Regions from separate parts of the Homo sapiens genome. Here region 1 is linked to region 2. Evidence: read pairs that join two places in POLR2A ChIA-PET (ENCODE). Cell type or tissue: OCI-LY7. All regions are shown on one strand. Each heading gives the region's core, and the rest is flanking DNA. Links, peaks and the distances in the headings are about the cores only.

What was found. ChIA-PET counts read pairs that join two places held together with the same protein. Peaks named below come from ENCODE experiments on the same cell type or tissue, not always from the same donor. Only the 100,000 strongest peaks of a DNase experiment are listed, where the experiment ranks them.
Region 1: POLR2A ChIA-PET joins it to region 2 with 5 read pairs; 2 of 35 experiments call an interaction of 5 or more read pairs at or near these places.

What each region holds. Positions count from the first base shown.
Region 1 is chr13:40,678,265-40,693,601 of GRCh38, forward strand. No RefSeq gene overlaps it. Among named protein-coding and RNA genes, the nearest start is that of FOXO1, 19 kb to the left of the region's middle. RefSeq lists enhancers at 1,645-2,409, 2,410-3,174, 3,175-3,939. In OCI-LY7, for the core only: no CTCF peak of the experiment used is centred there; no DNase peak of the experiment used is centred there.
Region 2 is chr13:40,485,042-40,500,378 of GRCh38, forward strand. No RefSeq gene overlaps it. Among named protein-coding and RNA genes, the nearest start is that of LINC00598, 12 kb to the left of the region's middle. In OCI-LY7, for the core only: no CTCF peak of the experiment used is centred there; a DNase peak (open chromatin) is centred at 9,628.

The DNA.
Region 1 (15,337 bases), core at 7,608-10,107, 190 kb after region 2:
GATGCATTTCGCTCTGTTGCCCAGGCTGGAGTGTGTGGTGGCGCGATCTCTGCTCACTGCAACCTCTGCCTCTGGGTTCAAGCGATTCTCCTGCCTCAGCCTCCCAAGTAGCTGGGACTATAGGTGCGTGCCACCACAACCAGCTAATTTTTTGTTTTTAGTAGAGATGGGGTTTCACCATGTTGGTCAGGCTGGTCTAGAACTCCTGACCTCAGGTGATCTGCCCGCCTTGGCCTCCCAAAGTGCTGGGATGACAGGCATGAGCCACCACGCCCGGCCAATTTTGTATTGTTAATAGAGACTGGGTTTCGCCATCTAGGCCAGGCTGGTCTCGAGCTCCTTACCTCAAATGATTCTCATGCTGCTGCCTCCCAAAGTTCTGGAATTACAGGCATGAGCCACTGTGCCCAGCCTATTTTTTATTTTATTTATTTTTATTTGTTTGTTTGTTTATTTATTTATTTATTTTGAGACGGAGTCTTGCTCTGTCTCCCAGGCTAGAGTGCAGTGGTGTGATCTCGGCTCACTGCAACCTCCACCTCCTGGGTTCAAGTGATTCTCTCGCCTCAGCCTCCCGAGTAGCTGGGACTACAGGTGCACGCCACCACACGCAGCTAATTTTTGTGTTTTTAGTAGAGACAGGGTTTCACCATGTTGACCAGGCTGGTCTCGAGCTCCTGATCTCGTGATCTGCCCGCTTTGGACTCCCAAAGTGTTGGGATTACAGGTGTGAGCCACCGCGCCTGGCCACTGGGCTAATTTTTTAATGTTTTTATAGATATGAGGTCTCACTGTACTGCCCAGGCTGGTCTAAAACTCCTAGCCTCAAGTGATCCTCCTACCTCGGCCTTCCAAAATACTGAGATCACAGGCATGAGCCACTGTGCCTGGATGAAAAATTATTTTTAAATGGGTCGCGATGGAGATTTTATTAAAATGGTCATAATGGATAAAGTACTTTCTTTTGTTTCCTGGAGCTATTCAAGGGCCTTTCTTGGGCTGGATCAGAGTAGACACTTAACTTACCTCCCTCCACGAGCCCTGTGCCACATTCCCTCTTCTCTTAGCTGGCTGAGAAAAAGAACAAGAGAAAAAAGCTAGGGAAATTTTTTAAATAATTATTTCTTACTCAACTGAAAACCCGAAGCGTGCTGCGGTTCTCAAACATACACATGATCATGAGCTCTGATACCCACCAGTGACCAGGCTGCTCCCAGGCACTCAAATTCTTCCTTTCAATGATACTCGTCATTCTTTGACTGATGTTAGCACATCTAAATTCTTTTTTTTCCCTCAAGGAACCTGATTATTCTGGTCTGAATTGTGTTCTTCCTCCCCAAGTTCATATGCTAAATGTCTAACTCCCACTACGGCAGAATATGACTATATTTGGAGACAGGCCCTTTAGAAAGGTGACTAAGTTAAAATGAGACCGTTAGGCTAGGCCTTACCAGTCAAACCTCTGTCCTCATAAGAAAGGGTGATTTGGATGCACAGACGCCAAGGATGCCTGCACAGGGGAAAGACCATGTGAGAACAGGGAGAAGGCAGCCGTCAGCAAACCAAGGAGCAAGGCCTCAGGAGAAAGCAAACCTGCTGGCACTTTGATCTTGGACTCCAGACTGTGAGAAAATAAATTTCTGTTGTTTAAGCCACACAGTCTGTAGTATTTTGTTAGGGCAGCCCTCGCAAATTACAATGACTGTATGATCAATTATGTTTTTCCAAACATAGGTTAGGTTTTTAACATTCAAATGAGGAATGAAAGGACCCTAATTCAGGGAGGCAGTTAAGCAAATAAAGCACTAATTTTAGAGGCAGTCTCAACCAAACCCACTCTTCTAATGCGTAGTTGTTTAACAAAGCGGCACAGTCAGCACCATACAGGAAAACTGACTTACTATGTGCCAGGTATTGTTCTAAGCTTATTTATTTATTTATTTATTTATTTATTCATTTATTTATTTATTTATTAATGAGATGGAGTCTTGCTCTGTCGCCCAGTCTGGAGTGCAGTGGCGCGATCTCGACTCTCGACTCACTGCAACCTCCACCTCCCGGGTTCAAGCAATTCTCCTGCCTCAGCCTCCCGAGTAGCTGGGATTACAGGCACATGCCACCACGCCCAGCTAACTTTTGTATTTTTAGTAGAGACAGGGTTTCACCATGTTGGCCGGGCTGGTCTCAAACTCCTGACCTCAAGTGATCTGCCAGCCTTGGCCTCCCAAAGTGCTGAGATTATAGGCGTGAGCTACCGCACCCAGCCTCTAAGCACTTTTCTATATAAACTCATTTAATCTTCACAAGACCCTACTGGGCAGGTGTGATTGGAAATTGAGGCACAGGGAGGTTGGTTACTTGCACAGCTGGGATACAAACCCAGGCAGGCTAGAGCCACGGCTTTGCTTCTAACCAGTAATCCATGCTGCTTCCTTAGTTAATAGCTCTAATGCTTATTACCCCTCCCTCACCAACCACTCAGCAGGACAAAGTGGTAAATTCAAATTCAGGCTCTACTCCTTATTCCTCCAGGCAGTTTCATTATCTGAGTACTTGGCATAATAATATCTTCCTGCTGTGGGGGTCGCCTGAGATAATGATACAGGTGCTTGCCTGTGGAATCAGCCCCAGGCACTGCAGGCCTGTTTGCAGTCCCCTCTGTATCTCGGGTCTCAAGTTCCCTCTGATGATATTCAAAGAAACTCCACCAGGGCCTTAGGTTCCATCAGGGGCTTCTTCCAGATCATCTTGTATCGGTAACGCACAATGATTCAGCCACACCCATCCACAAAGGCTCATTACCTCTTGCTTTCAGTAAACCAGGCTGAACACAGGTAAGAATAGGAGAAAAAAGAGGTCCCAACTCATGCTTCCCTGACCCCTGTATCTCTTCCCTAGGCTTCTGGAGAGCCTGCCCGAGGCAGCTGGCAGCCCTTAGAACATTAGAAGGAGAAAGTTTTTGGATGCAAAGTATTCGTGAGGAGGGCTCATTGAAAAGAAAAGGCAGCCTATTGAAATTCAAGTTAAGCTTAGACCAGATCCTATGGCTAACTCCCATAGGATATCCTCCCGCTATCTCATGTGGGGATAGCCATAGGATCTGGTCTATGCTTGCAGAGCCATACAACCCTCCTCCCCACACCCAGTTGCCCGTAAGTACAATTTGAGCTCCCCACCCACCATGGTCTGCTGTACATCTTGATACCAGACCTGCCTTTCCTGGAGCTGGCCTCAGATGGATTCAGCTGGATCCAGTCCAACCAGATTGTAAGCTCTGGCCCTCCAGATAACCTCTGTGGCTTCCTCCAGGCCTCCCACAGTTGGGGCCTCTTGGAATCACAGTTGATAATGTTAGTTGCCAGCAATCACCCCGATCTCTAAAACTTCATCTCCGTGCTTTCCGTTCCTTTGCCAACCACCTGTTCAGGCTGATGATGACATTTAATGAATCTCCTTCCTTCCTAGTCTTGATAACAGCACAGGTCCCTCACCATACGAAGAGAAACAGCCTTTCAAGAACCTGCTTTGGAAATTGGCACTCTCGACATACAACTGCATTCCTTTCAGCTCACATTACTGCAGCTGCTCCAGTGCCAGCATCTAAACCATCTCATCTTGTGTCCAGTGCAGTGAAATCACCTTGTGGGGAGAGCAGTCAATGTGTTGGTAGGGACCAAGGGCCGAGCCTACCCCACTGGGAACTGGCTGGGCTGGGCCCTGTGTTTGATAGAAATCCTAACATATTCAGAGCCATAGGAATTTTCTTTTTTCTTATGCTGATAGTTTACTTCCATACTACTAAAATTTGCAAAACAAAATGCCACAGGCTAGGCTAAATACAGTGCACATTCTATCTCTCTCTCTTTTTTTTTTTTTTTTACATTTTTTTGAGACAGAGTTTCACTTTTGTCGCCCAGGCTGGAGTGTAATGGCATGATCTGGGCTCACTGCAACCTCCATCTCCCGAGTTCAAGCAATTCTCCTGCCTCAGTCTCCCAAGTAGCTGGGATTACAGGCACCCGCCCCCAACCATGCCTGGCTAATTTTTTTTTTGTATTTTTAGTAGAGATGTGGTTTCACCATGTTGGCCAGGCTGGTCTCAAACCCCTGACCTCAGGTGATCCACCTGCCTCGGCCTCCCAAAGTGCTGGGATTACAGGCGTGAGCCACCGCGCCGGCCATAGTGCACATTCTCACATGCGCTGCATGGCCACAGGGAAAGGCATAAGCTTTCTTGTCCCCCTCCATCTGATATAAATAAATAATCCAAGAAACAGAGCATTTACTTTTTCAGGACCAGATTTATTCATGGTATTGGCTGCTCTTCTGGTAAATGAGCTCGGCTTCCAGGAATCAAGCCTGCCCACGTAAACATGGCACCCCGACCCCTGAGAATGTTAGCTGGCCACTCCTCACCATATACTCCTGCCATACCACAAGTGGATGGCTAAATGGTTCACGCCCAAACTGTCATCTATCTAGAAGCTATTACAATCTAGATTTTTAAAGTTACGTATTCTAGATCCACAAAAGGTACAACAGACTAAGTGCACTTAAGTTTTGCAATTTGTTTCAGCTTGAAGGATTTCCATACGTAATTGCCCACAGTTGTTATGCAGTGTCAGAGAGCTAGCACAAAAGGCGGTCTCCCTGAGACATAAACCAATCTAAACAGAGCTGTCACTATAGTTTTTACACAGATGATGATTCTCCCTTCTGCAAATTTAGGTCATGGTAATCTGTCTGTTACTTTTGATCTTCCCATTGAACTATGTTTCTCCATCTTGCTAGTGTCTTCGATCGTTTTCTTTTGTGAAGGGGCAAAAGAAAAGTTATCCAAAAATTCTTTTTCCACTCTGGTAAAAGTAGTTTTAAGATAATACTAAAAAGTAATGTTTTATCGCCCTCTACTGGTATATGACATTAATAGCCATTTGCAAAAAAGTTAACTTTTAGAGAAAAGGTAATAAAATTCAGAAAAGTCAAAAAAAAAAAGAGCCTTTTATGTGCCTTTAACATTTGTCTTATTTTTATTTTTATTTTTTTGAGATGGAGTCTCGCTCTGTAGCCCAGGCTGGAGTGCAGTGGCATGACCTTGGCTCACCGCAACCTCTACCTCCCAGGTTCAAGCAATTCTGCCTCAGCCTCCCAAGTACCTGGGATCACAGGCACGTGCCACCACACCCAGCTAATTTTTGTATTTTTAGTAGAGATGGGGTTTCACCATGTTGGCCGGGCTGGTCTTGAACTTCTGACCTCGTAATCCACCTGCCTTGGCCTCCCAAAGTGGTGGGATTACAGAGGTGAGCCACTTCGCCCAGCCAAAATTTTTTTCTTTTTCTTTCTTTTTTTTTTTTTTGAGATGCAGTCTCGCTCTGTCGCCCAGGCTGGAGTGCAGTGGCGTGATCTCGTCTCACTGCAACCTCCACCTCCCAGGTTCAAGCAATTGTCTTGCCTCAGCCTCCTGAGTAGCTGGGATTACAGGCGCACACTGCTACGCCTGACTAATTTTTTGTACTTTAGTAGAGATGGGGTTTCACCGTGTTGCCCAGGCTGGTCTCGAACTCCTGAGCTCAGGCAGTCCTCCCGCCTCGGCCTCCCAAAGTGCTGGGATTACAGGCGTGAGCCACCGTGCCCTGCAGTTTCATTTTTATAATATCTTAAGGTAACATAAATACTTTACCTTTTTTTTTTTTTTTTTTTTGAGACGGGGTCTCTCTCTTGCCCAGGCTGGAGAACAGTGGCGTGATCTTGGCTCACTGCAACCTTTACCTCCCGTGATCAAGCAATTCTCCTGTCTCAGCCTCCCAAGTAGCTGGGACTATAGGCGCCTGCCATCACACCCAGCTAATTTTAATTTTTGTATTTTTAGTAGAGACGGGGTTTCACCATATTGGTCAGGCTGGTCTCGAACTCTTGGCCTTAGGTGATCCACCCACTTTGGCCTTCCAAAGTCCTGGGATTACAGGCATGAGCCACTGCACCCAGCCATTTGCTTTGTTTTTTAAAATTTTTATTTATTTTAATATTTTTAGTAGAGATGGGGTTTCACCATGTTGGCCAGGCTGGTCTCGAACTCCCGGTCTCAAGTGATCTGCCTGCCTCTGCCTCCCAAGGTGCCAGGATTACAGGAGTGAGCCACTGTGCCTGGCCACTATTTTCATTATTGTTCATTATACAGGCATCTTTTAACATTAGGTATCTGACTTGTCTGCATCTTTTGTTCTAATATTGAGCTTTGCTGGGGGAAAAAAAGTTTATCAGTTGCATAATTTGGGGAAACTTTCTAAAGATACTTATTAAGAGAGAATTTCTCTTAGATATTCTCACTCTCTCTGAAGCATCTTTCTTTTAATTAATTAATTAATTAATTAATTTTTTTTTTTTTTTTTTTTTTTTTGAGACGGAGTCTCGCTCTGTCGCCCAGGCTGGAGTGCAGTGGCAAAATCAGGCTAACTGCTACCTTGACCTCCCGGTCTCAAGTGACCCTCCCACCTCCGCCTCCCAAGTAGCTGGGACTACAGGTGTGTTGCACCATGCCGGGCTAATTTTTTTAAAACTTCCTGGGCTGGTTGAAGCTTGCTTGCTTGCTTGCTTGCTTGCTTGCTTGCTTGCTTGCTTCTTTCCCTCCCTTCCTTCCTTTCTTTCTGTCTTTTCTTTTCTTTTCTTTGACAGAATCCCGCCCTGTTGCCCAGAATGGAGTGCAATGGTGTGATCTCGGCTCACTGCAACCTCTGCCTCCCAAGTTCAAATGATTCTCCTGCCTCAGCCTCCCGAGTAGCTGGGATTACAGGCTCCTGCCACCATGCCCAGCTAATTTTTGTATTTTTAGTAGAGACCGGGTTTCACCATGTTGGCCAGGCTGGTCTCGAACTCCTGACCTCATGATCCACCTGCCTCGGCCTCCCAAAGTGCTGGGATTATAAGCTTGAGCCACCATGCCTGGCCTAAAGCTATCTTTTTTTTTTTTTTCCTCCTGGGTTCAAGCAATTCTTCTGCCTCAGGCACGCGAGTAGCTGGGACTACAGGCACGCGCCACCACGACTGGCTAATTTTTTTTTTTTTTTTTTTTTTTGAGACGGAGTCTCACTCTGTTGCCCAGGCTGGAGTGCAGTGTCGCGATCTCGGCTCACTGCAAACCCTGCCATTTGCAATGGTTCAAGCCATTCTCCTGCCTCAGCCTCCCGAGTAGCTGGGACTACAAGCGCCTGCCACCACACCCAGCTAATTTTTTGTGTGTGTGTGTTTTTTTTTTTTTAGTGGAGACGGGGTTTCACCATGTAGCCAGGATGGTCTCGATCTCCTGATCTCGTGATCCGCCCGCCTTGGCCTCCCAAAATGCTGGGATTACAGACGTGAGCCACCGCGCCCAGACCTAATTTTTGTATTTTTAGTAGAGACAGGGTTTCACCATGTTGGCCAGGATGGTCTCGATCTCTTGACCTCATGATCCACCTGCCTCAGTCTCCCAAAGTGCTGGGCTTACAGATGTGAGCCACCGCACCTGGCGCATTTTTCTTATTAGTCTAAAACTAGAATCTTTGTTTCACTTGAGATAAAGGAAAGAAGTAGGCACTGGGAATGGATCAATCTTTAAAGAAATATTATGCTTTGAATTTCCATGAACAATTAGAATAACAATAGAAGGTGACTGATGAATAGCTATTATGATAAAACCCAAGTTTTCTATAAGGATAACAGACAAACATATCATGCCACATGAGATCAGTGGATGGAAGGGAACTAAGGCAAGCAGGGCCAGTGGTAAGGAGGAGTGTAAGAACTGGGACTAGAATGATTATGGATTAAATGGAAACAAAAATTGTCCCAAATAAAGCAACCACTGCTTTAAGCAGCAGTATAATTTTCAACATCAATTTGCACATAGTAACACTTTTTAAATTGTATTTAATTTTTAAATATTTATTTATTTATTTGAGACCAGGTTCTGAGACTGGCTAATTTTTGTATTTTTGGTAGAGATGGGGTTTCACCATGTTAGCCAGGCTGGTCTCAAACTCCTGACCTCAGGTGATCCACCTGCCTCGACTTCCCAAAGTGCTGGGATTACAGGCATGAGCCACCATGCCAGCCTCATCCTTTTTTTTAATCCTAATTTTGCTTTTAAAATTAATTGGAGGAGAAGCATTTGAAGTACACTTGTCATATAACTTTGATTTCTACCATTTATTTCCACCTCTTGCTTTTAAAATCTGTTAAGTGAGAAGTGAACATTTTATCAAGGCATATAGTTAAAATGTCCAAAACCATGGAATGTCTCAGTGTGTTCTGCCAAAATCTTAATTCTAGGTGTTTTAGCTTCAATTTTAAAAACTGCCATTATTAGCCATACTGTAGGAAAAAAAAAAAAAAGGATGCCTCAACTGACAGTTCTTCTAGAGCCAAACCTACCCATTATAATTTCACAGGAACTAGACAACTTGAAAACTGAGCTCATCTCCATGGTTTATTTCTCCTAAGGTCAGAAGGACAGTGAAAATTTGACTAACTTCAAATCTCAGCTTGTGTTCTAGGGAAAGGGAAGGCACAGGAAGAAGAATACTTCTTTTCTTTTTCTTTGAGATGGGGTTTCACTCTTGTTGCCCAGGCTGGAGTGCAATGACATGATCTCGGCTCACTGCAACCTCCGCCTCCCAGGTTCAAGCGATTCTACTGCCTCAGACTCCCCAGTAGGCTAGGATTCCTGGCACATACCATCACGCCCAGCTAATTTTTGTATTTTTAGTAGAGATGGGGTTTCACCATGTTGGCCAGGCTAGTCTCGAGTTCCTGACCTCAGGTGATCTGCTCACCTTGGCCTCCCAAAGTTCTGGGATTACAGGCGTGAGCCACCACGCCCAGCCAGAAGAATACTTTTTATGACCAAGCCTATTAAAATGCAAATCATTCCTACTGCATCCCATAGTTTTACTAAAATACCTGTCTCAAAAAAAGAATAACGAGAGCCTGACACCTATAAGCAACCGCATTAGGGCCTTTGCCGTCTTGTTGAACGGAAGGTAGGGTCTCCTTGTGCTAAAAGCACAACTCCTACAGGTGGGAAAAGTTGGAAACCCTGATTTAAAAAGCAGTTGCCCTGGGTTTGTTTCTGTTTTTGTTTTCTGAGTTCCACCACTAACTTACTTAGAGAAAACCTATGATTACACAGTTATTCCAGAAGAAATTCACTGATGCTTTCTTATCCCATGTTAAAAACTATGGTAGATACTCGAATGAGAGCTACCATTTAGTCCATGCTTACCGTGTGCCAGGCACCATTCTAAGTATTTCATTCATATTATCCAACATATCAGAAGTTCTACGTCGCTATCAAATAAGGCAACCAAGGCACAGAGGTGTTAAATAATTTATGCACAGTAACACAGCAAGTCAGCCATGGGACCAGACCTGCCATCTTGCTGATCTAACAGTAGGGCCCTGTGGCTGATGCTGTGCCCGCGGGTACAAAAGGAACACCATGGGCTGGGTGCAATGGCTCATACCTGTAATCTCAGCACTTTGGGAGGCTGAAGTGGGTGGATCGTTTGAGCCCAGGAGTTTGAGACGAGCCTGGGCAACATGGTGAGACCCCATCTCAATTAAAAACAGCAACAACAAAAGGAACACCAGGGCCAGTCCTTCCTGGAGAGCCTAGGAGGGAAGCCCAGAACAGCCAGCTTAGTCTTGGAGGACAGGAGGACAGGATGGTAACAAGTTTCCCAGTTAGAGAAGGAAGGTGGTACTCTAGCACGTGGAAAGGTACAGAGCTGTGAAGTTTGCCATTTAATCAATGCAGGGCCACCAAAGCCTTTTTTTTTCTTTTTTTTTTTTTTTTTTGAGACGGAGTCTCGCTCTGTCGCCCAGGCTGGAGTGCAGTGGCGGGATCTCGGCTCACTGCAAGCTCCGCCTCCCGGGTTCACGCCATTCTCCTGCCTCAGCCTCCCAAGTAGCTGGGACTACAGGCGCCCGCCACTACGCCCGGCTAACTTTTTGTATTTTTAGTAGAGACGGGGTTTCACCATTTTAGCCGGGATGGTCTCGATCTCCTGACCTCGTGATCCGCCCGCCTCGGCCTCCCAAAGTGCTGGGATTACAGGCGTGAGCCACCGCGCCCGGCCTCTTTTTTCTTTTTTTGAAATATGGTTTCCCTCTGTTGCCCAGGCTGGAGTGCAGTGGCATAATCATAGCTCATTGTAACCTTGATGTCCTGCGCTCAAACCATCCTCCTGCATCAGCCTCTCTAAGCGCTGGGATTAGAGGCATGAGCCACTATGCCTGGCCCTGAAAGACTTTGTAAATAAAAGGTTATCATTATCGACACTGTATTTTCACAGATCACTCTGGAGAAACTGATTTCTGTTGGGTTCTTTCATCCCCACTATTCTTGGGGAAGATACGAAGGTGATGCTTCGGAAGGAGATGCAAAGTGCTCCACATTATCTTCCTGTAGAACCACGCTCCAGTAAGTTATGTTTCCATTAGGGAGCCCACTTACCCCAATTCTGGATTTTGCTGGCTGTAGGCTAATAGATGTAGGATGATTTTACAGACTTGAGTGTGTTGAGCAGGTATGTGCAGGTGTGAGGACAGAGAAGGATCTGGGCTTTGATCCCTTCTGTATCTCTACCTGTGCTGAGGGCAAGATGAGGAAAACGGCCTGGGCAGCCCCGGGCTGAGCTATCAGTGGCCCTCAAGTGGAGAATTAAAGAAAACAGAATGGAAATGAGGAAGATTTTTTCAGAACAAGGAAGCAGACGGAGGTTTTCACCTACTTAGTCTATCATGTTATGATAGATTAATAAAGCCTTATTGTTTTGTTCTGTTTTCATCAAACATTTACTGGCTGTCAGCTCTGCCAGCCAGCATGCTAGCCACTGAAAATGAATAAGATGCATTTTAAGACTTTGGGACCTCTGCTTTAAAAATAAAAGGAAGCAAGCTCTTGGTTCTATTCTTCAGGCCACTGATTTGGTGGAGTCAAAAAGCATCACCCCAAGTATCGTTGATTGGAAACTATAACCATAGGTGATGGGTGAAAAACCCAGAAAAAGAAAAAACAAAGGATGATGAGAAAGAGGTACCGTGACATAATTTATTTATTTATTCATTTCTCTCTTTTTTTTTTTTTTTTTTTTTTGAGACAGAGTCTCGCTCTGTCGCCCAGGCTGGAGTGCAATGGCACAATCTCGGCTCACCGCAACCTCTGCCTCCCAGGCTTAAGTGAGTCTCCTGCCTCAGCCTCCTGAGTAGCTGGGACTATAGGCATGAGCCACCATGCCCAGCTAATTTTTGCATTTTTAGTAGAGGCAAGGATTTGCTATATTGGCCAGGCTGGTCTTGAACTCCTGACCTCAAGTGATCCACCTGCCTCGGCCTCCCAAAGTGCTGGGATTACAGGCATGAGCCACCACGCCTGGCCCCATGACATAATTTCTGTCTTAAAAAATATATCTTGAACCTGTCTGTCAGGTGGATACAGGACTTTAGACACCAACTTCCCCTTCTACATGAAGCCAACCTGCCCACAGCCCCTGCTCTGGGAAGCTGCCCTGGACTGAGCTGGACATGGTTGACCATAATCAGAGAAGAGGGACCAGAGGATCTGATCCAGGGCAGGACCTTGAGGTGGCCTGAAAGGATGGTTCTGGTCAATAGGGACTATGGTCATTACAAAGCCAGCCAGCCTGGCTCCTTCCATGTTGAAGTTTACAAGGATGAGACAACATTGGGCCAGGCATGGTGGCACATGCCTTTGGTCCCAGATACTTGGGAGGCTGAGATGGGAGGATCACTTAAACCCAGGAGGTCCAGGCTGCAGTGAGCTGTGATTGCACCACGCTCTCCAGCCTCTCCAGTCTCCAAGCAACAGGAGTGAGACTGTTTCAAAAAAAGAAAGAAAGAAAGACAACACTGTCCATTGGGTAAAGGGAGGAGGCCAGGCTACTATAGTGGGAGCATGAAGACCACGAGATCCAGACAGAAGAACTGGCCCTAGACCAGCCTTAGATCCAGGTCCAGTCCATGTGAACTTGCCACAAACCCTTTTTCTCTTAAAAAGGTTTGAGTGAGTGAGTCTTTGTTTTTGATATAACTAGCACCTAGCAACCATTCCAGAAACAGTGTGGAGGATGGGTTTGCAGAAGGCAGATTTTTGGCAACTCTGCATTTGATAAAAATACTTTATTGAACTCTTTCCAAATTATTACCGATTGCATTAGACACTGTCACATCTCCTGTAAGCTCTAAAATTTCAGGCACTTTCTCTTCACTTTGCACTCTGAGTGGCTAAGGTGATTTTTTTTTTTTTTTTTTTAGTCTCGCTCTGTCACCCAGGCTGGAGTGCAGTGGCACAATCTCAGCTCACTGCAACGTCCGTCTCCAAGGTTCAAGCAATTCTCCTGCCTCAGCCTCCCAAGTAGCTGAGATTACAGGCACGCACCACCACATCTGGCTAGTTTTTGTATTTTTGTAGAGATGGGATTTCGCCATGTTGGCTAGGCTGGTCTCGAACTCCTGACCTCAGGTGATCCACCGCCTCAGCCTTTCAAAGTGCTGGGATTACAGGCGTGAGCCACCATGCCCGGCCTCATGTTCTTTAAGCTTTGCATGTAGTGGGTCTTCTATAAATGTTTATTGAATTAGAAAGACTGCCAAAAGGCTCCTGGGACTGATAAATGACTTCAGCAATGTTTCAGGACACAAAATCAATGTACAAAAATCAGTAACATTTTTCTACACCAATAATGTTCAAGCTGAAAGCCAAATCAAGCATGTAATTTCATTTACAATAGCCACAAAAAATAAATAAGTAAAATACTTAGGAATACATCTAACCAAGGAGGTGAAAGACTTCTACAAGGAAAACTACAAAACACTGCTGAAAGAAATCACAGATGACACAAACAAATGGAAAAACATCCCATGTTCATGGATTGGAAGAATCAATATCGTTAAGATGGCCATATTGCCCAAAGCAATTTACAGATTCAATGCTATTCTTATCAAACTACCAATGCCATTTTTCACAGAATTAGAAAAAAAAAAACTATCCTAAAATTTATATAAAACCGAAAAAGAGCCCAAATAGCCAAAGTAATTCTAAGTAAAAAGAACAAAGTTATAGGCATCACATTACCTGACTTTAAACTATACTATATGGCTACAGTAGCCAAAACAGCATGGTACTGGTACAAAAACAGACATATAGACCAAAGGAACAAAGTGAAGAACCGAGAAATAAAGCTGCACACCTACATCTGATCTTTGATAAAGTTGACAAAATTAAGCAATGGGGAAAGGACTCCCTATTCAATAAATGGTGCTGGATGTAATAGCTGGCTAGCCATATGCAGAAGAATGAAACTGAACCCCTATATTTCACCACATAAAAAAATTAACTGAAGATGGATTAAAGATCTAAATGTAAGACCTCAAACTATAAGAATCCCAGACCAGGCTGGGTGCAGTAAGTCACGCCTGTAATCCCAGTACTTTGGGAGACTAAAGCAGGAGGATAACTTGAGCCCAGGAGGTTGAGACCAGCCTGGGCAACATAAGACCTTGTCTCTACAAAAAAAACAATTTTTTTTAATTAGCCAGATGTGGTGGCATGCACCTATAGTCTCAGCTATTTGTGAGGCTGAGATGGGAGGATCACTTGAGCCCAGGAGGTCAAGGCTGCAGTGAGCCCAAATCACACCACTGCACTCCAGCGTAGGTGACAGAGAAAGACCCTGTCTGAAAAAAAGAAGGGAAGGAAAGGGGAGGGGAGGGGAGAGGAAGGAAGGCTAGGAAACACTATTCTGTACATCACCCTTCGGAAACAATTTATGACTAAGTTCTCAACAGCAATTGCAGCCTGGGTGCAGTGGCTCATGCCTATAATCCCAGCACTTTGGGATGCCAAGGTGGGAGGATTGCTTAAGCTGAGAAGTATAAGCTGGGGCAACATAGGGATACTCCATCTCTATAAAAACATTTTTAAAATTAGCTGGGTATAGTGGCACATGCCTGTGGTCCCGCTACTCAAGAGGCTGAGGTGGGAGGATCACTTGAGCCCAGGAGGTCAAGGCTGCAGTGAGCCATGATCATGCTAGTAGTTTGAGACCAACCTGACCAACATGGAGAAATCCCGTCTCTACTAAAAATACAAAATTAGCCAGACGTGATGGTGCATGCCTGTAATCCCAACTACTCAGGAAGCTGAGACAGGAGAATCGCTTGAACCTGGGAGGCGGAGGTTGCAGTGAGCCGAGATCGCGCCATTGCACTCCAGCCTGGGAAACAAGAGAGAAATTCCGTCTCAAAAAAAAAAAACCTATCAAGAGCATGCGGACAACCTATAGAATGGGAGAAAATATTTGCAAAGTATGCATCAGACAAACAACCCCATTAAAAAGTGGACAAAAGTCCAGACACAGTGGATCATGCCTATAATCCCAGCACGTTGGGAGGCCGAGGCGGGTGAATCACAAGGTCAGGAGTTCGAGACCAGCCTGGCCAACATGGTGAAACCCCATCTCTACTAAAAATACAAACATTAGTGGGACGTGGTGGCGCATGCCTGTAATCCCAGCTACTTAAGTGGCTGAGACAGGAGAATTGTTTGAACCTGAGAGGCAGAGGTTGCAGTGAGCTGAGATTGTGCCACTGCACTTCAGCCTGGGCAACAAAACAAGACTCCGTGTCAAAAAAAAAAAAAGTGGACAAAAGATATGAACAGTCACTTCTCAAAAGAAGACATACAAGTGGCCAAAAAAAAATATGAAAAAATGCCTATCATATTAATCATCAGAAAAATGCAAATCAAAACCACAATGAGATACCATCTCACACCAGTCTGAATGGCTATCAATTACAAGTCAAAAAATAACAGATGCTGGCGAGGCTGCAGAGAACTAATTTACATTCCCACTAACATTTATACACTGTTGGTGGGAATGTAAATTAGTTCAACCACTGTAGAAAACAGTCTGCAGATTTCTCAAAGAACTTAGAACTACTGTTCAACTCAGCAATCCCACTACTGGGTATATATTAAAAAAAAAAATAGGCTGGGCACAGTGGCTCATGCCTGTAATCCCAGCACTTTGGGAGGCCAAGGCAGGCAGATCACCTGAGTTTGGGAGTTCGAGACCAGCCTGACCAACATGGAGAAACCCTGTCTCTACTAAAAATACAAAATTAGCCGGGCATGGTGGCGCATGCCTGTAATCTCAGCTACTCAAGAGACTGAGGCAGGAGAATCGCTTGAATCTGGGAGGCAGAGGTTGCGGTGAGCTGAGATCACACCATTGCACTCCAGTCTGGGCAACAAGAGTGAAAACTTCATCTCAAA
Region 2 (15,337 bases), core at 8,640-11,139:
GTGAATGTTGCTTTGCTTCCAAACACACCATGCGGTCCACACCCGCTTGCAGCCTAAGTCCCTGCATGTTTAAACAGCCAGGCTGTGAACCAGCTCTACCTACAGGCTTCACATACAACATGTGGAGGAGCCTGGCCCAGTTCCTGCCCAACTCATGTTTATTCTCTCAGCAAACATGTGTCCAGGACTTATACCATGCCAGGGGCTAGGCTAGATAACTTGTCCTACAGAACAGAAGGCTTGCCCAGGGAGTTACCTCATTTGGAAAGGAGATGGGAGGGTGGGCAGGGTGTGGCCGCAGGAAGTGGCAGGCATGGGGCCAGGGTGCCTAGGGGCCAGACTTGCTGAGCCATCACCTAGCTGAGGACCTGAACCAAGTCCATCTGCAGGCTGTGAAGCCCTCATCAGTGGGGAAAAATGACCCCTTAGAGTCCCTTCCAGTTCCAAAATGCTGCAATTATCTGGAAATTATCATCTAAGTAGACAAATCATTTAGGCAAAAAAAAAAAAAAAGATTTAAAAATCCTTTTGCTTCAATTACGCATTTTTTTTTAACGTGAATTTTCATGGTAATTGGCCTGAAGCCTGAGTAGTCTGTCCCCAGACAAAGCAGTCTTTGAGTTAAACTCTGCTTTGTATGTCAAAGCAAAGATACCCGCAGAGCAGACTCCACCTTCTTCTCTCTACACCTCCTCTCCGGGCTCCACCTCAGAGTGCACAGATGCGGAGGTGCACACGAAATCTCCTTTGTACTAAGTACAGTTATTATAAGGTGTGGCCCCCTAGACACTACCCTCTCTATTATTTTGACAGTATGACTTCCTGTAATATTACTATCTCCTGTCATCTCAGTAACAAAGGCTGATACCTGGGTTTTTTTTTTTTTCACCTCTCAACAATATACTTGACATTTAATGCATCATCAAAAAGTTTCTGAGGTTTTGGGGCTAAAGCTCTAAAAGTATTACTTCCTGCTGCCGGGGCAGCAGCTCAGGTACCCAGAGCAGCCCCAAGACTTCTGAAGCAAGGCTGCTGCCCTGTTCTCAACTTCGCCAGACGATCCCAAGGATTTCAAAGCCAGCCCAAACCGCACCCCACCCTCAGTGGGCCCTCCCAAGGGCTGAGAAATGGGTCCCAGAGCAGAAAGCACAGAGGCCACTGCTTCCCATCCCAAGCTCTCTCCCTTAGTTCTGTGGGTCCTTGAGCAAGTCACTTAACCTTTCTGCTACCCAGATTGGTAGAATTACTGCATGGGGCAAAATGATCCCCAGGGAGTGGCCCAGCATCCATTCTCAGGTGTTTAAGTAGAGACTTGAACTGCCCTCGAGGCCAGTCAGGTGACCTGCGATGAAACCTGCAGTGAAACCGCCTATTTTTCCTAAACATTAGAAGAATATTAGCTTGGTTTCCCCAAACGGCTCCCTGGTGGCCCAGCACCATGGGAATGTTCTGGGCCTGCTCTGTGAAGGTGGGATTTGCAGCCAGCAAGGCAGAAAAGCGATCGTCATTTACCCAACTCTCTATTACTTCAGCAGCATTTACAGTGCCACACATGTGTGGTCAGGGCCAAAGCCAGGCTCGAAGATACAAGGACAAACACAGCAAAGCCCACGACCTCTGGGGACAGACTGTCCAGGGGTTGGAATGGCATGTGAGCACACAGCTGCCCGCAGGAAGGGCTGGGGAAGACCGGAGGGGGCACAGGAAGGGAGCCCCTAATTATTCCCGAAGATTAGAGAGGGAGAGGCAGAGCAGGCTTCCCAAAGGAGCTAACACTTGACCCAACTCACTGTTTTCACAGTGGTTGGGCAGCTGGACATTCCAGGCAGAGGCAGTAGGAAACTCCATGGCCCAGGCCCAGAGAGATGGGCTGGCTAGGTAACACACACGGACCCATGAGGCTGGACCATGATGCACATAGGGCAGTGCTGGAAACCAGGTCCGAGGCTTCAGCGTCTGCTGAGGAGCGTGGCTGTTTCTCATTTTGGGTTTTTGACCCGTGGAGTGCAGTACAGGCTGTATAGCTAAGGGTCAGAGGCCTTGATTTGGGAGGTCAGCCACACTCAAATGGAATCCCTGCTTGTACTAATGGTGCAATCTTGGGAGAAATACTGAATCTTTCTAAACCTCCATCCTCTCATCTGTAAAATGGGCATAATAATACCCACCTCATAGATCGTGAGGGTTATGTAAAATAACAAATGTCACGTGCTGGCATTAATTACAGCAGCCAGTTAAAACACAGAGGGGAGGGCTCAACTGGTGCTTTTAGAATTATCCCTCTAGCGCTGTTTGGCAGATGGGCTGGGAGAAAGACAGGTGGCTGGGATGCATCCAAATGCATGAACGCACACATACGCACACGCAAACTTCTTTTTTAAAATTTATCTATTTATTTATTTATTCATTTATTTGAGACAGGGTCTCCCTCTGTCACCCAGACTGGAGTGCAGTGACGCCATCATAGCTCACTGCAGCCTCGACTCCTGCGCTAAAGTGATCCTCCCACCTCAGCCTCCTGAGTAGCTGGGACTACAGGTGCCCGCCACCACACCCAGCTAATTTATTTTTTATTATTTTTTGTAGAGACAAGGTCGGGCTGTGTTGCTAAGCTGGTCTCAAACTCCTGGCCTCGAATGATCCTCCCACTTCAGCCTCCCAAAGTGCTGGGATTATAGGTGTGAGCCCTCGTGCCCAGGCTCGAACTTCTTTGGTAGTGGGGTAAACAATGCAGTACAGAGAAGATGTGATTTAATTTGAAGGTGAAAGAGGGGAAGACTCCAAAAAAGGCTTTAGGGTAAAGGCAACTTAGGAAATGGGTCCTGTTAGGAGGAGAAATTTGGAGAGAATAATGCATGGAGGCATGAAGTTTCAAGGTGTTAGGAGCAGTGAGAATAAACCAGAGCTGGTGGCCTCTGGGGGAGGAGGGTAGAAAAGGCTTTCACGGGTCCATACTCAGGAGACACATACATATTCCATGCCCACTGCGTGCGCCAGAGCTATTGCGATGAGTCCAGGCCAGATCCCGGGCAGGCCTTCAATGCCATGCTAAGGGATTTGGAATTTATTCAGAAAGTAGCAAGGAGGCCATTCCTTTATTAGAATTATCTGTTTCCTGTCCACTGACCCACACAAATCTTTCAAGGAAGGAGGGAGATTGCAGTAGAAGCGTGCCCACCACCCCCTGGCTCTCCCACATTCAAGAGAATTGAACCAAATTGCTTCCTGCTGCCCTGTAACCCAGGCAGGGTCCACCCTCTCACAGCACACTAAAGTTAACAATAATACTCATAATAGCTAACGTAGCTCTGTTTGAAGTGCTTTGACTGTCTTAACTCATTTGATCCTCCTAGCAAGACTGATATCATTATTCTCCCATTTTGTGGATTAAAAACAAGACACCCAGCCATGAAGGAATGTACCCAAGATCCCCTAGCTAGTTAATGGACACATGGGTTGTGAACCCCAGCAGTTCTGGACAGAAGCTTTGCAAGTCAAGGACTAGAGATTTCTTTCTTTTTTTTTTTTTTTTTTTGAGACGGAGTCTGGCTCTGTCACCCAGGCTGGAGTGCAGTGGCGCGTTCTCGGCTCACTGCAAGCTCCGCCTCCCGGGTTCACGCTGTTCTCCTGCCTCAGACTCCCGAGTAGCTGGGACTACAGGTGCGCACCACCACGCCTGGCCAATTTTTGTATTTTTAGTAGAGATGGGTTTCACCATGTTGGCCAGGCTGCTCTCAAACTCCTGACCTCAGGTGATCCACTCGCCTCGGCCTCCCAAAGTGCTGGAATTACAGGCGTGAGCCACGGTGAGCGGCCCACAAGGACTAGAGATTTCTCTGCTAACACAGGGGAGGGGCCCAGCACACAAGTGGCCCGGGGCGCCTCAAGGGGAAGGCAAGTTGCCACGTGAGGGCTCTTGCGGGCAGGTTGTGTCAGAAGAAAGGTGCCTCTCACTGCACCAGGGGTCACAAAAACACCTACTGTCTTGTCTCACCTCCCTCCACGGAGGACAGTCTGGCCACTGTGGGACTGAACACCACCGGCTCCCAGAGGGCGCAGCAGCTTAGAAGACGCAACGCTGTGGCCAAATGCAGAGACCGCCTTGGGAGCTGTGTTCACGGAAGCGAGGGAAGATGGGGGCTGTCCTAGAGTATCGGGGATCCCAAACTGAACCAGCCGCCTCTCTCCTCTCCACAATCCACCCCTAAGAGAGGCACAGGGGCCCCGTCGGGGGTCGATGCTGGGGGTGGGCGATGGAGCTCCTTCAAAAGCTGCCTCTTCTTCTCCTCCCCCATCGTGGAACCGCGACTTCCTCCTCCACCTCTTTTCTTAGCCTGTGCCTGTTCTTCCTTTACAACCCACTGTCTATGTGAGCCCCACCTGGACCATGCCAGCCCAGAGGTTCAGAAATTCTGTGCAGAAATAAGGAGGGCACGCGGATAGCAGTTCTGGAGGATGTCTGATAATCCAAGGTCATCCAAAGATTTCTGTTGGAAAGTAGGGGGTCTGAAGTGAAAAGACCAAAATGAACTCATCCTGGATGTGGGGAAGGTGATGACAGCGTCTGTGCCAGACACTTCAAGTCTACGAATTCCTTCATCACCACCATTTTACAGATGAGGAGGGAGGCTAGGAGCTGAACAGCCAGCATGAGAACCGGGAGCTGTCTGATTCCAAAGCCCACGTCTCCTCTCCCTGCCACCCAGCCATAAGGAAGGATTTTTTTCCAACACTTAATCTCTCTCTGCCCAATAATGAAAGGCAGCTGCATCAGTATCTCTGCTTTCTGATCCATGCAGATGGGAAATCATCTAGAAAGCACATGCCTGGCACAAAAGCACTACTAACAGTCCTCATCCCCATGCTCTCTCTCCCTCCCCGTCTCCACCACCTCATGGGGCATCTGACCAGGAGCAACCTTCATCCCAAACCTTGCCTTCTTCGGAGGGGTGAAGGACCAAGAAAGAAGCTTCCTTGCCTTGGTGTGGACTGGAAAAGGAACAGCAATCTTTCCCCTTTATTTCCACCCACCAGAGCCTCTGGAAAATCCCATTTCTTCTGATAATGGTAGACAGAAGTTGTCCCTGCCTAAGAAGCTCTGAGGATACTGGTTGTAGCAGCAAGGTGTGGCAACAGGCACAGACCCTGGCAGGAAGCCAGATACACCACGTTGAAAACCTAACTCTGTCTAGGAGACCAACTTCTTCCAGGTCCCCTGGGGAGTCATTAAATTTCTGTGTCTTCATTTCCTCCAAGGTAGAAAGGGGTAATAATCTGACCTACCTCACCAGAGTGTTGTAAGTCGGAATAACTAATTAACGCTAGTGCAGCACTTTTGAAAGTAAAAAGCACTTTGCAATAATTAACGTGGTTTCTGCTTTCATCTCCTGCAGCCTCATAAATAGAGAGCTAGGTCCCAGATAGCTACAGATGGCAAGAAGCATGCCAGGCAGCCGGCTTTCCTGAGGAGCTACAAGGGCGGCTCTGTCAGGGCCATCAAAGTTGTCTTGGGGCTCCCGGCCACTGGAGACTGTTTCAAGCTGACAATTCCAAATCCATTTGCATCCACTTAGCTTTCCAGAGACTGAGGCATTTTTCAGTTACAGCAAACAACACATGAATGTGAAGCTCCAAGCAGGCAGCACAGGGCAAAAAGGACTACAAAGTCTCTGGGGCTGCTGCTGACTTGTCTTGAAAAATCAAAATGAACTTTTTTCTTCAAAGACTTTGCTTTTATTCATCATCATTATAAAAACAGTCAAGTCCTTGAGGTCTGCAGCTGCAGAGAATGCATACAAAATGGGCTCTCTGAGAAAAAAATATATATATATAATAATGATGCTCTAACACTCTTGTGAGCAAAGGGCCACAGGAGAGCCTGGGTTTGGAGTCCAGCCTTCACCTCCACTGGGCATATTTTGCCCGTTGGGATGTGTATGCCCCCAAAAAGGCACTGTCTTTATGAGGATGTTCATAGCTGGGGAGGCATCTTCCAGAAGGTAGAAGCATCTTTAGGTATGCAAACTGCTACACCCTGGAGGATGGTATCCCCTCTGCTAGCTGTCACCAGTACCCCAAAATGTAACACAGCTTTCATCAGTATATCACAGAGACCGCGTTACAGGGGTTTGGGGGTTGTGAACCTGGTTGATTGGTGGAGTGCTTCAGGTCCACATCGTAAAAATGCTTCTGTGGGCTGGGTTGAGAAGCATGAGGCATAATAACATTTCTTTGCAAAGTGTATTGATTTCCAAGCGGCTGCCTTAGGATCTGGAATGCCGGCCACTCATAAGAGAAGGAACTGCCCTGAATTATGAGACACATGCTCCCTTCATTATTTCAGAGGGGAGGAATGCAGTTATCTTGAATTTCCTTGGATAGGTGGTGTTCCTTTCCTCCTTCTCTCCCTTCTTCCTCCTTCCCCTTCTACAGGCCATTCTGTCAGCTAATAGACCATTGGTGGCTAACAGGGACTTCTCAGAAGAAAGTTAGGGAGAAGCTTTACCAGAAAGTGGGGAGTTGGTGGGAGTTGGGTAGGGGTATGACTGGCTCTGTGGTACTGAAGAACACTTTTCCAGACTCCAAAATATGTTTGCAGGGAGGCAAGAAGGAACAGGAGCAAGATGGGGCCTCCAGACAACCTGGCATAAGTCCTCGACGCCAGGAGCATAAGAAGGAGAAGCAAGGAGAGAGAAGATCTAGAAGCAAGGGAACTTCCAGAGCCCCTTCTGATCAAGAAATTGATACAGCAGCCCCTGGGGGTCACAGACTGTCACTGAGACAGAAGCCTGTGAAAAGGACAGTGCTTAGTCCAGCAGTGGACTAGGCGAGTGGACAATGAGATGACCTAATCATGAGTTTTGGATGGGCTCAAGTGAGAAAAGAAGGTAGAGTAGAAATGATTTGTTTTGTATTCAAGATGAAAAGGCCACCCTCCCTTCTGCAGGGGAATGAATTCTTATATAGCTCGGATGTGTGTCTCCTACAAATCTCCTGTTGAAACATGACCTCCAGTGTTGGGGATGGGCCTGGTGAGAGGTGTTAGGATAGTAGGGGCGGATCCTTCATGAATGGCTTGGCGCCGTCCTCACAGGATTGAGTGAGTTCTCGCTATGAGTTCATGTGAGATCTAGCTGGGTAAAGGAGACTGCCGCCTCCTCCCTCCCTTGCTCTTGCTCTTGCTCTTGCCATGTCATGGGCCTGCTCCCCCTTCACCGTCTGCCATGAGCAGAAGCTTCCTGAGGCCCCCACCAGAAGCAGATGCTGGTACCAGGCTTTATGTACAGCCTGCAGAACCATGAGCCAAATAAATCTGTTTTCTTTATAAATTACCCAGTCTCAGGTATTCCTTTATAGCAACACAAATGGACCAACACAGATTCCCTTCCCTGAGAGCCAAGTGGTGCCACTGGAGAGCCCCTCCCAGATGCTGGTCCCCAGGGAGGGCTGCCGGGTGAGCCTGTGGGGGCAGGTGGCAGTCAGGCACGGACCTCGCAAGGCTGTGGTCCCAGCCACGTTCTTGAACTTCCTGCAGGGTCCCCTCATGGAGCTTCCCTCTGAGCATGGTGAAGGCCAGAACAGAACAAGAGGCAGCAGAAACCCTTGTCTTTCACTCTGATGAGTGTTGCATGGGGCTGATGCTGGAAACTGCTTCACAATCTCAACAGCATGGGTGCCGGCCAACTCCGAGGGATGTGACAATAGGCCAGCCTGTCCCAGGGCACATCGGCTGAATATCACCTCTCCACGGAGTGTCAGCCAAGTTTCCTTCTTTTAAAGAACATTTTGGCTGGACCCAGTGGCTCACGCCTGTAATCCCAACAATTTGGGAGGCCGAGGCAGGCAGATCCCCTAAGATCAGGAGTTTGAGACCAGCCTGGCCAACATGGCAAAACCCCGCTTCTACTAAAAACACAAAAATTAGCCAGGCATGGTGGCAGCGCCTGTAATCCCAGCTACTCCAGAGGCTGAGGCACGAGAATTGCTTGAACCCGGGAGGCGGAGGTTGCAGTGAGCCGAGATCGTGCCGCTGCACTCCAGCCTGGGTGAAAGAGCGAGAGACTCCGTCTCAAAAATAAGTAAATAAATAAAAATAAAGAACATTTTAAGATTAAATGACGAAACACACAAGCGGAAGATGTATGATGCTTGTGCTATATGGCTTTGCATGAGATCATTATCACCATCTTGTGCAGGGCAGCTTCTTGGGTGTGCAACCTCCCTAGGACTTTACATTTAAAAGGACCCCACACTTGGTTTAATGCTCTGCTGTTGCTGTCTTAATAATCATGCTGGAAAAAAGTGTCCCATGTTTTCATTTTGTACTGGAACCGGCAAACTATGTAGCTGGTCCTAGACTGGTGAGGTAAGAAATACAGGTATCACCAACTTCCCCATTTCCAATGAGGAGACTGAAGGATAAGGTGGTAAAATGGATTCCCTAAAGACACCCCGCTAGTAAGCAGCTAACTGCAGCCCCAGGTCTCCCTAGTGCAGTATCTAGTCTGATGCATGAATGTAATGAGCCGTTTCTGAGCACCTGCCCAGCTCAGGACAGTGACTTCATCCCTGCCCCATGCCTTCTATCGTGAGCCCCTTACACTGCTTATACCACTTGAGACTCCCCAGGCTCGAACTGATGCCCACGCCTGGCCAAGCTGGGCCAGTCAGATGGTCTCTCCAGGGAATCTAAAACTTGCACCTAGAGGGACAGATGACAGAAGGGATAGAAGGGGCATCCAGAGCCATCGTGAGAACAGAGGAATGGCAGGTTCAGGCACAGGAAAATCACATGAAGCCTTCTGCATCTCCCACTCTCCCTTCCACATCCTAAATTCATGGGTCCCAAGGAGACACGGTCTAGAGGAAGGCTGGGGTCTCCCATACGGCCAAATGATAATAATCCAGGAACCTAAAGAAAACTGCTTCATGTGTCCTCACCTATGGTCAAAAATCTGCCAGACCTGCTGGGAGAGAAAGTTACAGGAAGATGGAGAGTAGTGGCTGGCAACATCTACCGCTTCATATTTACAAACATATGTAGCATTTCCTATGTGTTAGATTCCCTTCTACATGTTTTACATCTATCAGTTCATTTAATTCCAACAACACTATGAGATAGGTATTATTATCATCAACTCTAGTTTATAGGTAAAGAAACCGAGGCACAGAGAGGTTAGGTAACTTGCCTGAAGAAGTCACACAGCTTGCATGAAGTAGGGCCAGGATTTAAACCCAGACAGTCTGGCTCCAGAGCCTAGGTTTTTAACCCTCTCACAAGCTGCCTCTCAAAAGTATTATTCTGGCCAGTCTGAAATAAGCAACATGCAATTTCCACTTTTAAGTTTCATTTTACCTTCTCAAAATGCAGTGTCTCAGAAGTCTTGACTATTTGAAATCAATAAGGCCTTTGAGTAGTCAAAAGGGATGTTACAAAGACTATACACAAAAGCGTGAATATTCAGTCCCTCCGATTCCCACTCAATGCCTATTTACTCAATCTCTCTCTATCTCCCTCCTTCTGTCTCTCCCTCCCTTCCTCTCTCTCTTACTTACACACACACACACACACAGAGAGAGAGAGAGAGAGAGAGAGAGTTTTGTTATCCACTTTCAAGCTCCCAGTAAGTGAGAAGGAAATGATAGTTCGCTGCATGCAAGCATGCTGACAGTATCAAGAAAACATTACTATGAGCCTGGCAGTAAAAGAGGAGACAGAAAAACCCTAAAATCAATTCTAAAACTTACAAAGCACGGCAGCAGGGCTTCATAGAATAATGTTCAAACAGCCCTAAACATCTTCATCCTCTATCCCAACTTTTTATTATACAAATAGCCTTCTCTTGGTGGTTAAGCCATTTCCAGCAAGGTTATCAATGATTTGCAGATGAAGAAATCTTGATTCAATGAGCAGCTGAGAAGATTTGCTACATTCAGTAGATGACATTTAAAAAGGTGGAGGAATATGTGCTACATTTTTTAAGGATTTACGTCTAAAATGGTTACTCTAGAAAAAAAGTTTGAGAGCTTAAGTGGGTAGACAGATATTTTTATTTCTTTGTTGGTTGGTTGATTGGTTAGTCGACGGGGAGGTGCTTGTTATTTTGGGTTTGTACTATATGTTGGTTTTCTAAAAAAACACAGTTGCCCTTTAAAAGAGTCATGTGCTGTCTAGTTTACCACAGTCCCCACCCTTCCTTCTTCATATTGAATTTTTGTTTTAAGATAATGGTAGGTTCACATGCAATTGTACAAGATAATTCAGAGAGATCCCATGTTCTTTTTACCCAGTCTCCCCCTAATTGTAACATCTTGCAGAACTCTAATACAAGATCACAACCAGGATATTGACAAGGACAGTCAAGACACAGACAGTTTAGTCACCAGCAGGATCCCGCGGGATAGGCACACCCATCCTTATCCTGCTCCTCCTCAGCCCCAGGCAAAGGCAAACACTAATCTCTTCTTCAATTCTATAATTTTGTCAAATGGAGAATGTTATCGAAATGAAATCATGCAGTATGTGGCCTTTGGGGTTGGTTTTTTCACTCATCGTAATTCCCCGTAGATTGATCCATCTTGTTGCAGGTATCAATAGTGCGTTGCTTTTACTGGCCAGTAATAGTCCACGGTGGTTTGTTTACCCAGCCACCCACTGGAGGACACAGGCACCGTTCTTTTTTGCTTTTTTCCCAGACGGTTTCCTCATTTATCTGACCTGCCTTGCCCCGTGGACATTTGAACTTCCAATCCCCAGGGTGGTGTCTCACCTAGGATGGGAAAACTATCTGAATCCAAAAGATATCCACAATGACTCGCTTCCTCTCAGGGTAGAGCTTTCAGTCTCTCCTCTCTGTGGATTATTCATGGCCACAGTTTTAATCCCAGGGAGGACAGCTTCCCCAATATATAACCGGCTCTGGCCCCTTATTATTAGCTGGTGTGTACTCAGGAAATGCAAAACTGGAACCAATATAAACAGGATAATAGATAGATAGCACCAAAAGCCACTCAAACATAAATATGGAAATTCCTTAGGGAGCACCTGTGCTTTGTGTTCTGCCTTCTGGTAGCTCATTTTGTGAGCATAGATAAGCAGGGTCAAGTCCATTGAGAACTCTCTGTGCCTTATCTTTTACCCATCCTATCTCTCACTGATCCCAGGGAGACTTCAGAATGCTCCTGGGTTACATACTTCATTCTGTCTCAGTGAATTCCTTTTTTTCATCTGGCTAACTTCTGGGACATATCATCTTTGTTTTTTAAATATCTCACTCTTGGTATGAGATAAATTCTACTGGCCCTAAAGCACTTGAAGTGTCTTATATAACATATTTCATTCAGTAAATATCTTCTGAGCACCTGTTCTATGCCATGACTGTACTTAATGATGACATAAATTAAAATTCTTTAACTCACAAAATAAATTCTCTAACTCAGCCACTAACAGAGTCGTAAATTAGGGTTCTCCAGAAAATGGCCAACATGCTGGGTCCCCACTGCCAGCATCTCATCTGTAGTGGATGACTCAAAACATTCTCGATTGAGCTGACTTGCTAGGATCTATTTCAGGAATTGGATATGTGTGGGTTGGATCAGTCTGCTCAGCTAGGTCCTGGCAGCAATAACCTCCTCATTCCACCACAATACATTTTCCAATCATTCTTCACCTGGATTACTGGCAACGCCGCCTGAACGACTCCTCCTATCAACGTTGCTCACCGGCCATTCCTTTGACACTGAGGACTGTACTACGCACCAAGCACTGGGAATTACAGCAAGAGCACCATTTTGTTTGGCCCCACGATGTTTGGGAAAATAAATATGACTGCAACGTAAGTATGACTATCATTCCTGTTTTACAGAAGCACCTGAGGGGCAGAAAGCTGATAGGACCTCAAAATCCCAGAGTTGATCAATTGGAGCAGGAATTCAAACTCAGGTCTCTCTGACATCAGAGCCCATTCTCTGGGGACTTGGCCAGACCACTTTTCCAGCCCCAAAGTCCCAGAAAAGACCTTCGCCCACCTCCCTGATAAGACAAATGCTTATCACCGATCTTCCTAGAAAAGAAGAACCCAGTTTGGTCCTCCTCTTAGAGGGTTCACTTAATTTCACTCCTCTAACACTGCAAATCAAGCTCTCAGGAAGCCGACTTCAGATACAGACTTGGGTCCAGGACAGTTCCTAAGGAGTGATGTGTGGATCACAACCAGTGGGGGAGTAAAGAAAGGACTGGGTGCAGGGGGATGTTGAACTTCAGTGCAGTCAGAGTTCAAGCCTCAGCGTACCCAATGGGAACACTGAAAATGGCCCAAGTTAAGTCAAGGAGACCGTGCCTTTGTACCCCACACCAACCAGGCACTGGGTGCAGACTGCCCCAGGAAGCAGATCTGACCTTGGCCCACGCGAATCCCAGGGAGGGACTCAGCTGAGAGCTGTCTGCCGCCCCGCAGCTGGGGAATTGGGCAGTGCACTCCGGCATCCATTAGGCTTAACTCCAGTTTTCTTTCTGTAGCTCTTCTATCTTATAAAACCTCTAAATTGGGTCCAAGGAGAAGTCAAGTCAATTTTGTACATTTTTCCTACATTCTTCTTCTAAAGATCCCAGTATTCATTTTTCAATTCATTCTTTCCTCTTTCTCAATAAAGATAACAAGCTTTCTCTCCACTGCCTCTACTTACCTGAGAACAAATCAGGAAAATTGTTTCCCTGGATCTTCAGAGCTGTGACCTCTGGAAAGGTGCCCTGGGGGTGAGTTCTGCCGCTAGAGCCTGGGGTGAGCCTCTTCCTGTCTGCTCCAGCTGCCCTCTTCCTGGTGCCTCTGGCCTTCTCTCTCCATCCCCCTCTCCTTTCCAACCCTCTGTTCCTGCCTATGCCCTTCTTGCCCTTCACCCGGACCATGGCCACAGCATCCCACCATCCCCAGTCTTGCCCCCACAAATCCACCCTGCGCCCCTCCTGCTGCCCTAGAGATTTTTCTAGATGCAAACCTCCCATGTGCCTGGTTCACCCATTGTTTCCACGATGAGAGTCACATTCTTTACCCTCACATTCAAGACTCTCTTGATCTGGCCGTGCTGACCTCTTCAGCTTCTTTTCTTTTTTTTTTTTTAAGTTCTAGGATACATGTGCAGAATGTGTAGGTTTGTTACACAGGTATGCATGTGCCATGGTAGTTTGCCACACCCATCGACCCATGATCTACATTAGGTATCTCTCCTAATGCTATCCCTCCCCTAGCCTGGCTTCTTTTCTTGATAGCCCCTCCCCACAATTATACACATATGCACACACACACATGCACACATGCATGCACACACGCACAGACCTGTGCACACATGCACATGCCACATGCACACATCATTCTGATGATGCTGAACTGTGCTTGGTTTTTCCTCATCCACCACATTACTCCTACCTCCATGCCATTCCCCACAAAGTTCCTTCCATCTGACGTGGCTTATCTTTCCTACACCAGGTTAACTCCTTCAAGATCCAATTAAGGTGTTTTCTCCTTCAGGAAGACTTGCTTGCCAACAGAAGCTGGACTACAGCAACTTCCTGCCCGCAGCCTGGTTTCCACAGCACTCAGACTTGCCTTTACCACACCCCTTATTATTCGGAAGTGTCTGCCATCACTGCCCTGCCATGCCCCTGCAGGCAGGAGAGCATCTTTTCTTTTTCTGTGTCCCTCATGCCTGGCACAGTATAGGAACTCAAGTTAAGCTTGTTGACCTGAACAGACCGAACTGCCTCTTCAGCATCCACACCAGCTATTTTCTGCATGTCCTCAACTCTCTACCTCCTTCCCCTTCAGAATTCTGGCTTGCCCCATATGTGCCCATTTTCTCTACTTCACAAGGTGAGTATTCAGCACAGTTGTGCTGCACATTAAGTAAAACTGGTGTTAGGAAAAGTCTGCATTGTTAAAAAAAAAAAAAAAGTAAGGGTGATTGTTGCTCTTTATAAAAGGCTGCTAGCCTTGGTTTCTTTAACAAGGAAACTCCAAGCAGTCACAAAGAGTACATGCCTGCAAATGCCAATCTTCAAACTGAATGTGATTACCTTGGGATGCCTGTACTGTCTTCTTTATTTTTTTTTATATTATTTAAATTTTATGTAATGAGAATGTCTCACACATTCAAAAAAATAAAAAAAAAACCAGAAATCTATTTTCATTGTGGGAGAAACATGGAAAAATAATAGGCTTCCTGGTGACTTTTTTTTAAATCTCCAAATAGATTAAAAAAAAAAAAGTAGGGCCAGGCCTGGTGGCTCACACCTGTAATCTTGGCACTTTGGGAGGCTGAGGCGGGTAGATCAACAGAGGTCAGAGTTCGAGACCAGCCTGACCAACATAGCGAAACCCCATCTCTACTAAGGATACAAAATTAGTCAGGTGTGGTGGCACAGGCCTGTAATCCCAGCTACTTAGGAGGCTGAGGCAGGAGAATCGCTTGAATCTGGCAGAGGCTGCAGTGAGCTAAGATCACGCCATTGCACTCCAGCCTGGGCAACGAGAGTGAAACTCTATCTAAAAAAAAAAAAAAAAAAAAAAAAAAACCCAAATCCCTTAATCTCTAGGCTCACTAGCAGGAACAAATTGCACATTTGTAGGACTCTATGCCCAAATGCATTTTAAATCATTCAATTCGAAAACCGTTTCTTTCACTATAACTCTCCAAGAGCCAATGTTTTAGAAACAATGTTAGCCATCCGGGCACTATTGTGACACTGAAGATGTAGACAAGCAGCAAACTCACAGCCAAGGAGCCTCAAATCCCAATCCACACAGTAAAGTAACTCTCTCAGCAAGTCAATGGCACTCGTTGAACCTCCACTGCTTTGACTGTAATGAGATCATCTCTGCACCCCCCACAGCTTTCCAGTAAAAGGGGGAAAAAAGACAACATATGTACACTTGCTTTAAAAAGTAAAAGGCTAGGCCGGGCGCAGTGGCTCGCGCCTGTAATCCCAGCACTTTGGGAGGCCGAGGCGGGCACATCGCGAGGTCAGGAGATCGAGACCATCCTGGCTAACACAGTGAAACCCCGTCTCTACTAAAAATACAAAAAATTAGCTGGGCGTGGTGGCAGACGCCTGTAGTCCCAGCTACTCGGGAGACTGAGGCAGGGGAATGGCATGAACCCAGGAGGCGGAGCTTGAAGTGAGCCGAGATTGGGCCACTGTACTCCAGCCTGGGCGACAGAGCGAGACTCCATCTCAAAAAAATAAAATTAAATTAAAATAAAAGACTAAAGTCACCGAGATAACAAGCGGCAGAGGGGTTAGGATTACTAATAATGTGCCAGTAGCAGCCATTCCCCTATCCCT